3 separate regions of the Homo sapiens genome follow, and all the other regions are linked to region 1. The links are chromatin contacts, found by Hi-C in ENCODE. All regions are on one chromosome and are shown on one strand. Each heading gives the region's core, a stretch centred on a gene start or an enhancer-like site at or near the end of the contact. The rest is flanking DNA. Distances are from core to core; before and after follow the strand shown.

The links. Hi-C counts contacts between places; a loop is a spot of excess contacts on that map. Pooled maps may share reads with other maps.
Region 2: a pooled map shows a loop between it and region 1 (6-fold over the local background). The contact joins the enhancer-like site here to the promoter of TXNDC5 in region 1. A Hi-C loop is called at or near these places in 3 of 37 single-sample maps with no recorded cell type and 6 of 50 pooled maps.
Region 3: a loop to region 1 is called in a map with no recorded cell type, with 5 times the contacts of the local background. The contact joins the enhancer-like site here to the promoter of TXNDC5 in region 1. A Hi-C loop is called at or near these places in 3 of 37 single-sample maps with no recorded cell type and 2 of 50 pooled maps.

The regions. Positions count from the first base shown.
Region 1 is chr6:7,909,349-7,912,253 of GRCh38, forward strand. It overlaps TXNDC5 (thioredoxin domain containing 5), which reads right to left and starts at 1,440. Exons shown (of 10, transcript NM_030810.5): 1 at 1,166-1,440. The coding sequence starts at 1,428. All of the region lies in intron 4 of BLOC1S5-TXNDC5 (BLOC1S5-TXNDC5 readthrough (NMD candidate)), which reads right to left. RefSeq lists silencers at 515-604, 805-924, 1,295-1,724.
Region 2 is chr6:7,135,663-7,138,567 of GRCh38, forward strand. The region is part of intron 1 of RREB1 (ras responsive element binding protein 1); the gene reads left to right. Among named protein-coding and RNA genes, the nearest start is that of RREB1, 29 kb to the left of the region's middle. RefSeq lists an enhancer at 1,350-1,419. Within about 2 kb of position 1,374, at least 32 of the 41 ENCODE cell types and tissues checked have a DNase peak (open chromatin) inside an H3K27ac peak, as active enhancers do.
Region 3 is chr6:7,152,988-7,155,892 of GRCh38, forward strand. All of the region lies in intron 1 of RREB1 (ras responsive element binding protein 1), which reads left to right. Among named protein-coding and RNA genes, the nearest start is that of RREB1, 46 kb to the left of the region's middle. Within about 2 kb of position 1,469, at least 5 of the 41 ENCODE cell types and tissues checked have a DNase peak (open chromatin) inside an H3K27ac peak, as active enhancers do.

The sequences.
Region 1 (2,905 bases), core at 190-2,689:
TGTCCTAAAATTATGGCTTTCTGCTCTGGCCTGTGGTCACTTCCCTTCCTCGGGGCATCCCGGCACTGGCAGGAAAGCTGTGCACATGCTTGTGTGAATGACAGGAAGCTCTTCCGTGGGATGAGTGCCAGGGTAGGGTCTCTCAGGTCAGCAGCGAGGCCCACACCAAAGCCTCGCCCAGAGAACCAAAGCAAGAGGGACCATCTGCTCAACGGAGGGGCTTTTCCGATCTCACACATAACAAGTGACCTGGACCCGAGAGAGCAGCAGGGAGGTGACAGGACAGCCTGGAGTTGAGGACCAGTGGGCTCCGTTCAGAGATTACATCCACCCTGAGCTGCAGGGGGGCGGAGGGGTTCCAGAATTCGCACTACCTTGGTCTTCCCGGGGTAGCTCAGCAACCCTCCTCTGCCCGGACCACTCCTTCCTATCCCACAAAAGACGCACAAAGTGGGAAACCACACCTTCCTGGGTTCTATTTTTCAGTTAAAGCCTCTGGAAGGGGACGTGCCCGCAGTCTGTCCCAGCCGACCCCGGTGGCCGCGGCAGCAGCAAGGCCGCTCTGGTGAGTGCACGTGGCCCACGGGCAGGCCGCGCGTCCGGCCGGCACAGGAAGTTTGGGGCGCTGGGCAGGGACCGCGGGGTGACATTTGGACTCCCGGCTGCCCGAAAGGGCGACGACCCCACCTTCCCCTCCCTCGGTGCCGAGGTGCAAGAGGCGGTTGAATTCAGGAGCGCGGCGCAGGGCGGGCTTTTCCCGGCTGTCCCCTAGGGGTCCGCCCCCTCCTCCCGCACCGCCCCGGCCGCCGAGCGCCACGTCAGCCGCCAGTGCCCGGCCCGCTGAGCTCACGCCTCCCGACCCGGAGCCCCAAGCCCTCGGTCCCCTGCAGTCCCCGGCTCCCGGCCCCGAGCCGCGGCGCCCGCGCCCCCCGCTCCCCGCCAGCCGGAGCCCCGAACCCGCAGGGTCCCCGCGCTCCCGGCCCCGCGCCCCCAGTATTACACCCCGCACCCCTGAGCCCCGAGCCCCGCGCCCGTAGCACGCACGCCGCAGACCAGAGCCGTCGGCGTCCACGTGGCCCCGGGACCCCCCGCCCGCGGCGCCCAAGCGCCCCACGCCCCGCGAAGCGCCAAGTGCGGGGCAGGGCGCCGGCCTGCGCGGCGTTACCAGGGCGCGAAGAACATGACGAAGTGCGCGGCGCTCTGGATCCCGTGCGTGAACATGTCGGCCGTGTACAGGTGCTTGCTGTGCGGGTCCTGTCCGTCCTCGCCGTCTGCCGCGGGGGGCCCGTCCGCCGCCGCCGCCGCCGCCTCCTGGGCCCGGGCGCCCCAGCGCCCGCCGCCGCCATGGCCCAGCAGCAGCAGCAGCAGCGCAGTCAGGGCCGCCGGCCGGGCCAGCAGCGGGAGGAGGCGTCCTGGGCGCGCGGGCATCGCGGCGGGGCTGGGCGCGCTCTCGCCGCGGCCTCCGGTCCCCTCGCAGCGCCCGCCCCGCGCCCCGCCCCGGAGAGGCCGCGCCCCTTCCTCTCCCCGCCCGCCCGCGCCGGCGCGCGACCGCTACCCGCCCGAGCCCCGGCTCCGCGCACCGGCAGGGAAGGGCTGGAGCGAGGGACCGAGTCTGGGAGAGCCTTCCGAGTCCGGCCTCCTGCCTTCCCGCCATGGGACGGCTCGCCCCAATCCCGCGAGGCTCCTGCGCCTCCGCAACCCAGGCCCGCACCCCTTTCCCCAGGGGCCCGCTCTGCTCAGAGCGGCGGTGAACACACGAAGTAACGATGAGGCCAGCGGGAAGCCACGGAGGGGCAGGTCAGCCTCGGCTAATCTCAGCTCACACAAGCACCCCGCGATTTCAGGCCAAAGGAAGGAGAGAGCTGCTGTCAGCAGAATATAGGAAATCGGGCAAAAGACGGTGGGGTTTGCACCTGAATTAGTTAGATTCTTGGCCAGAGCTCAACTGTGATTCTCGACCTGGGCTCAGAGGGGTGATGAAACCCGCTTCCCAAGTGAACCCCTTGCTGGTTACCCCTGCCCGGCCTCAACTCAGGGATGAAGAGGAAAGAAAGTCAAAGCGGCCTCTTCTAGACAAGAAGGCACCTAGCAGGACTGACTGGGGTCCTACTGTGCCCTCATTTATGCCGGTTACTAAAATGAATGACAGCACGCCTGCTATGGCTGAACTCAGCCTGTGGAATGGCCCGAAGGCATCCCTGCCCAGCGACTCATAACTCGCACCTGCACACACACCTTACAGCAGATGGTAATCGAAAGCTCCAGCCCTACCCCGGGGATCTGAAGCTAAATTAGAATCACCGGGTTGCTCTCCGGGATCCTGCCTGCTCTTTGATTATCCTCAATCCAGGAAGCCCCAGGTAGTTAACTCCTGGCTTGGCAACAGGGGACGCGCCCACTGTCTCACCTGTCATTATTCTGCTCCCGCCTTAGGCCCAGCCACTTATGAACCTTTAACCATGGGTTGCCAAACACCAAAACCATCAATCTCCCTCCAAAGTCTGTTCTTCCAGCCACTTAAGCTTGAAACATGGGAGGCATCTTGTATTGCTCGCTCTTTTCCCGTGTGTCTCAAAATTCAACCGCATTTCCTGTAACCATGATTTCCTTCCAGCATTCTCAGTGTTCATACCCTGAACGGAGACTAAGCCTGGCCTATTGCAGTAGCTTTCTAAGAGTCTCTTTCATTCACATGGCTGGAAAATTAATTTTCCTAAAGCCTGCCTTTGACCAAGACAGTTTGCTGCTTAAACTTGGACCAAAACGCCACCACTGTCCCCATGGCCTTGGCCGATGGGGTGAAATAGTCATGCCTGGGGCAGCCATTCAAGGCCTTCCGTGATGTGGTTGCATCATGCTTTGTGTCCCTGTGAAACTCACTCAACACTAGAAATCCAGGGATTCT
Region 2 (2,905 bases), core at 124-2,623, 770 kb before region 1:
ATTCTACCTTTGTCTAGGACTTGGGACTGGGAGCAGGTATTCCGTTTAAGTTTTATGTGCCATCTGTATATTTTCAAAAACATTTAACATGATCTTTATTTCAAGCTTTTATAGCCCTTTCAAGTTGCTCTAGGGGACTTAGCAAAACAGGTAGACAGTAAGTATGGATCAACTGAGCACAGGAAAGAATGGGATTTGGGAAGATCACATTGTTTGGATTTTCTGCTGATACTAAAGCTGGATTTTTACTACACAGGCAGGGAGAAATTACTGTCCTGTGGTGGACCTGGTGAGAGAGGTGGCATATGACTAAGCAAGTCAGCTGACCTCAATTAAAGGGCTGTGACCATCTGTACAATGGGACCAGTACCTCCTCCAACTGTTGGTCTCAGCTGAGTGAGATTCCCATGTCTGAGGAGGTGATCAGGGGTGATGATGACTTTTGATGGAACTGACCTCACACAGGTTTCTGGGGGAAAAAACCCACCAAACTTTATTTTAAGAATTCTAAAACAATTTTACAATTCTGATTTGAGTAGAAGTTTGATTTGAAAAGGGACTTCATCTGCACCTTCTCTCTTGCCTTTGTTTATAGATGTCAGTAATGCCCGTATTTTAAAAAGTTGAAATGAGTTATAAATTATATCTTAAGGATTTTAGTTTGTTTTGAAGAATTGTTTAATTGGCTAGGATTTCTCCCCCCTTCAGTAGCTTCAGATCCCAATGGCTAGGCAATATGGAGATAATAGTAAACAGGATTTTGTAAGAGATGTTATTTATTTATTTATTTTTAAATAGAGATAAGGTCTTGCTATGTTGCCCAGGCCGGTCTCGAACTCCTGGGCTCCAGCAACCCGCTATCCTCAGCTTCCCAAAATGTTGGGATTACAGGCATGAGCCACTACCCTCAGCCTGAGACATTATTTGAGGAGGAGGTCATGAATATATAATTAACTTAGGAGTACAAATGAAAAGTTTTCTCTTGAACCTACCTTTTTGAACAGAAGAGGTGATTTTTAGGTATAATGGTGTGCAAAGTAACAAATAACAGCCTCTAAAGACATTTAAAACAATAAATAAAGCATAAATATCTTTATTCAGGATGAACTGAGTTCTGAAGCCTGATGTTTTCAAGAGTTCTTTATTATCAGGTGGCTTGTGAAAGCCCGTCGTTAACCAAACGTGTTGTGTTTGCCTCAGAATTTTATTAAAAAGGTATGCATAGGTTCATATCCCCCTTATGTGAGGTGGCAGTGAAACAGAAACTTGATAGAAATATTGAGGAGGGGAAAAGATGAAGCCACCGCGGCACCTGGCCTCCCTCTTTCACTTCCCTTTCCAACTCTGCTCCTTTGAGATGTTCTTCGAGAAGATGGAGGAAGCTTGCTGGGTTTAGGGTCATCACCCAGGATCTGGCGACGGGAGTGCCTCAACATGGGGAGTTCCCTCCCCAAAGCCCAGAGCTAATTCGTCACATCCAGCTGCTGTCAGGAGTTGAGCAGTCCTGTCCCCTGGCTTTCCTGGGAAGGCCTGGGTGGAGGCGGCAGGAGCAGGCAAGGGACCAAGAGAGTGCCTGCTAGACCTGATGCCTCTCCCTTCCCCCCTGAGCCCCCAGGGAAGGAGCTGCCTTATAGACTCGGGTACAGGGAGGCAGGGAATAGAGGGTTGGAATCCAGAAAAGAGGGTGGAGGGCATGACTGCAGTTACTGCCATTGTCTCAGGACAGACAGACCAAGCCCTGGTACAGAAATTGTTTGGCTGTTGGCCTTTTCTCTTCAGATGTTTACATGCAGGAAGTGCCTTTGATAAAGTATGGTTTGCTAACATGAGTATGATATGCATGCGCATTTTTGGATGCCAAACACATAGGCAGATGAAACTAAGAAGCCAGATGCTAAGATAGTTGTTGATGAATTGAAACTAGCCTAACTGGCTCCACTGTTGGAGTCATTTGCTCAAACTACTCCAAACTTTTGTTTGGTCTACTGAAAACATTAGTTGGAAAGGTACAGCGTTAATTTAAGGCAGGGAAGCCTCCAGCACGTGAGAGTCGTGTCTCTCTCGGTGATGCTGGGAGGGAAGGATGGGAGATGAGAGTCATTTCACGGCCGCCTAGCTCCTCCTCTTCCTCTCCCTGCCCTGGAGCTGCAGCCTCAGCTTTCAGAGTCTCTTGCCTGGTGGTAGGCCCGGCGAGCGGTTGGATTTTAAGTATCTCAGTTATTTTCAGTATCATCAGTCATCACTTTCAGAGTTCCTTTTCTTTTTCAAGGGTACCCAGTCTAACTGTTTAGCTCCTTTTCAATAGCCCTCCTCACTCACTTACGCCTAGTCAGGAAGATTAATAATGTTAACTGATTTACTATCACTGCAAAAAGCATTAGTTAATTAGACTTTTACACCTCAGTCAGATGGCATTAGACACCCTTTGTGCACTTTAACTCAAGGATGTTAAAGACCTAAATCTTTCAGAAAAAAAGAAAAGAAAGAAAAAGGACAGGCACTTTTCCAGTTTAAGCTGCATGTTGGTCCATGTTAATTAGGCATTTGTCCTTTAGTCTGGAGGTGATAGAAAATGCCAGTTACTGTGGTATTTAACTGACATCAAACTCCTGTCCAAATAATTCAGTTGGGCCCAGCCTTCTCTCTTAATTGGTGGGAAGGAAAACTTCGGCACACACCCAGAATAGGGAGGAAACTGTTACGTTGAACATTTTGAAGTTTCATTCTGAAGGATCTGAAAGACACTTGAATATTTTTTAAATTAACTATCCAGTTGAGCTTTTTAAAAACAGTAACAAAAGAATCTCCCCTCAAACTTGAGCTACCCCAAATGATTAGCTTTTGTAAGTCTTCAGAAAATGAAAGTTTAGTCATTGTAATCCAAGGTCAAAGTGGTGGTTGTTAT
Region 3 (2,905 bases), core at 219-2,718, 760 kb before region 1:
AATTTTGTGTATTTCATGAATTTTGTAGTCTTAAGTTGTTAATTGAGGTGTTCTGGATTGTAATGTGTTTTGGTGTGTGTGTGTGACAGTGAAGGAGGTATTAATCTTTGTGAGAGGGTTTTTTTTTTTTTTTTTTTTTGAGGAAAATATTTTTAATGTTTCATTCCACAGTCTGGTAAGTTGTATACTGTTGACAGCTCATTACCTACATGTTAAACTGCAAAATGTTCCTAGATTAGTAGAACTATTATTTTTTTTTAAAAAAAGTAGCTTTGTGGTTAAATTCTGATGCCCTTAAAGAGATCACTTTCTCCTGTTTTGGCAAAACAAGTTATCAGTCCACACGTGATTACATAAATAAAATTGAAACCCTTTACTCTTGCTCCTCCCTACTCAATTAAAGTCAAGGGATTCCAGTAGTGGTATACACACACACACACACACACACACACACACAAATCCTCCAATGTATTTACTTTTCACATTTTTAATACATTTTAGCGGACTGAGCTTTCTAAATTATTAGCAACTAGTACATAATCATGTTGCAGTAAATAATTTTTTTAGTTAGTGAGAAACAGACCGAAAATAGGAGGTTAAAAACAGTTCATCTGTTTTGGTGAATAGAAGTGAATGAGAGTAGGGTAGAAATTCTGGCTGATTTTATAAAATATCTCAGATCTGTTTGATAGGTTGGGCTTAAGACTGATGATGTGGGCATCCTCTTTATAATGAAGTCAGGCTAAGCGAAGCTATGTTGAAGTATCAAACAAAGCCTGAAATCCCAGTGGCTCAACCCATAAAGTGCCGTTGCTTGTTGGTGTAGAATCCTCTGCAGGTCTGGCAGCTCTCTAGTATAGCTCCCTTACAAGTGGTAACCCAGGGATCCAGGCTGCTCTTGTCTTATAGCTACTCTGTCATTACACATGCTTCCAGGTTGCCACCACAAGGAAAGAGCTAGTGGGTTACATACTGACTTTGAAAGGCTGCAGTCTGGAAGTGATGGCTGGTACTTGTGCTCACAGCTCATTGGCCAGGACTAGTCATGTGACCTGCCTGACCACAAAGGTATACGGTTGCCAGGAAATATGGAAGAATATGTGGATATTCTTTGAGCAGTGAGCATCTTTGCTTTATTCTCCTTTTCCATTTCATCTCCATAAGGTTCTCTATGCACATAAACTAGATGAAGCTTAGGCCTGAAGCCTAGAACATAATGACACTTTGGTTCTCAAAGTGTGGTCCCCAGACAAGCAGCATTAGCATCACCTGGGAACTTGTTAGAAACACAGATTCCTAGGCCCCACTCCAGCCCTGCTGAATCAGAAATGTGGAGGTGGGGCCCAGAAATCTGTTATCATAAGCTCTCCAGGTGCATACTAAAGTTTGAAAATGACTGCCCAGTGGGAGTACAATGTTTGTAGCACCTGTTGAACTCATCACTGGGGACGTGAAGGACTAATAGACACTTGCTAATGTGAACGTACAGTATGTGTGCTCAGGTGTGAGCATGTATATGATAATAAAAAGCACTGAGGGATGGTATCATGTGTGCCAGACAGGTTTTAGCACTTTATAGATTTGACTAATCTATTTCTCAGAACAGTCATATGATTTCAGTATTATTATTGTCTCCATCTCACAGATGAGGAAATTGCAGAACTGAGAGGTTCCCTAACTGTCTAAGGGTCAGGCCACTTACCACTGCTGGCAAGTGGTAGAGGCAGGATTTGCGATGTGGTTCCAGAGCCTACTCCTTAACTACCATGCAATTCCGCTTGTTCATCTTTGGGTGGTTACCCACCGGGCCTTAAGGTAGTCTTTTCATTTTTTCTTGAATGGAGACAGTCTGTCAGAGTTCGCAGGAAGTGTGGTGTGCTGGTGACAGTTCACATTCCAAGTTAAGCCCCCTTACCACGAGCTTCATTCGTTGGTGGTTTACGTGTGGGGGGTGCTGGTGACAGTGTTGGTCAATACTAGAGGGGCATGGCTAGGCAGCAGCTGCCCAGTCATTTAAAACTGAACAATAAATAGAACGGGGTTGTTAGGGGCGGAACGAAGGGGCCTAGTGGGAAGTGGTTTCTCAGAGGGAGATAGTTCAGTCGCACTAGAAGAATATTTTCTTCAGTTAACCTATGTGTAATTTTCAGGCTTATGAGAAGAAAGGCCCTGTTCTCATCACCCTCCCTTTTGATTCTTCTTTGGTCTTTTTCCATCATCCATCTGCCTGCCCTGAGATGCTCATCTGAGGCCTGATTCCATCAGGTGGTCTGAAGAAGGTTTCTATGAAGTCTTTATGAGCTGGACTTCAGTTTTGTTTTGTTTGTTTGTTTGTCTGAGACAGAGCTTTGCTCTGTTGCCCAGGCTGGAGTGCAGTGGCACGATCTTGGCTCACTGCAACTTCCGTCTCCCGGGTTTAAGCGATTCTCCTGCCTCACTCAGCCTCCCGAGTGGCTGGGATTATAGGCCTGTGCCACCACACCCAGCTAATTTTCATATTTTTGGTAGAGACAGGGTTTCACCCTGTTGGCCTGGCTAGTCTCGAACTCCTGACCTCAGGTGATTGGCCTGCCTCAGCCTCCCAAGGTGCTGGGATTACAGGCGTGAGCCACAGCATCCGGCCAGGACTTAAGTTTTAATAGAGAAAATGTGTTTTCCCTTCCAAGAAACCTGATAAAATAGTTTCCTCCCCTTGCACTTGGGAAATCCAGATAGAGTTAGATGTGATTTAATCTTTTGAATTTTGAACTGATTGAAAAGGATTTTCCAAGTGACATTAAGAACTTGCATCCTTTTAAATTTTTTAATTATTAACTGCATTTTCTTTCTTCCAGGTGGGTCTATTATTTGTTGTTGTTTAGGTGTCCTTTGCTGGCCCATGTATTCCCTTGGCTTCTTTGTCTTT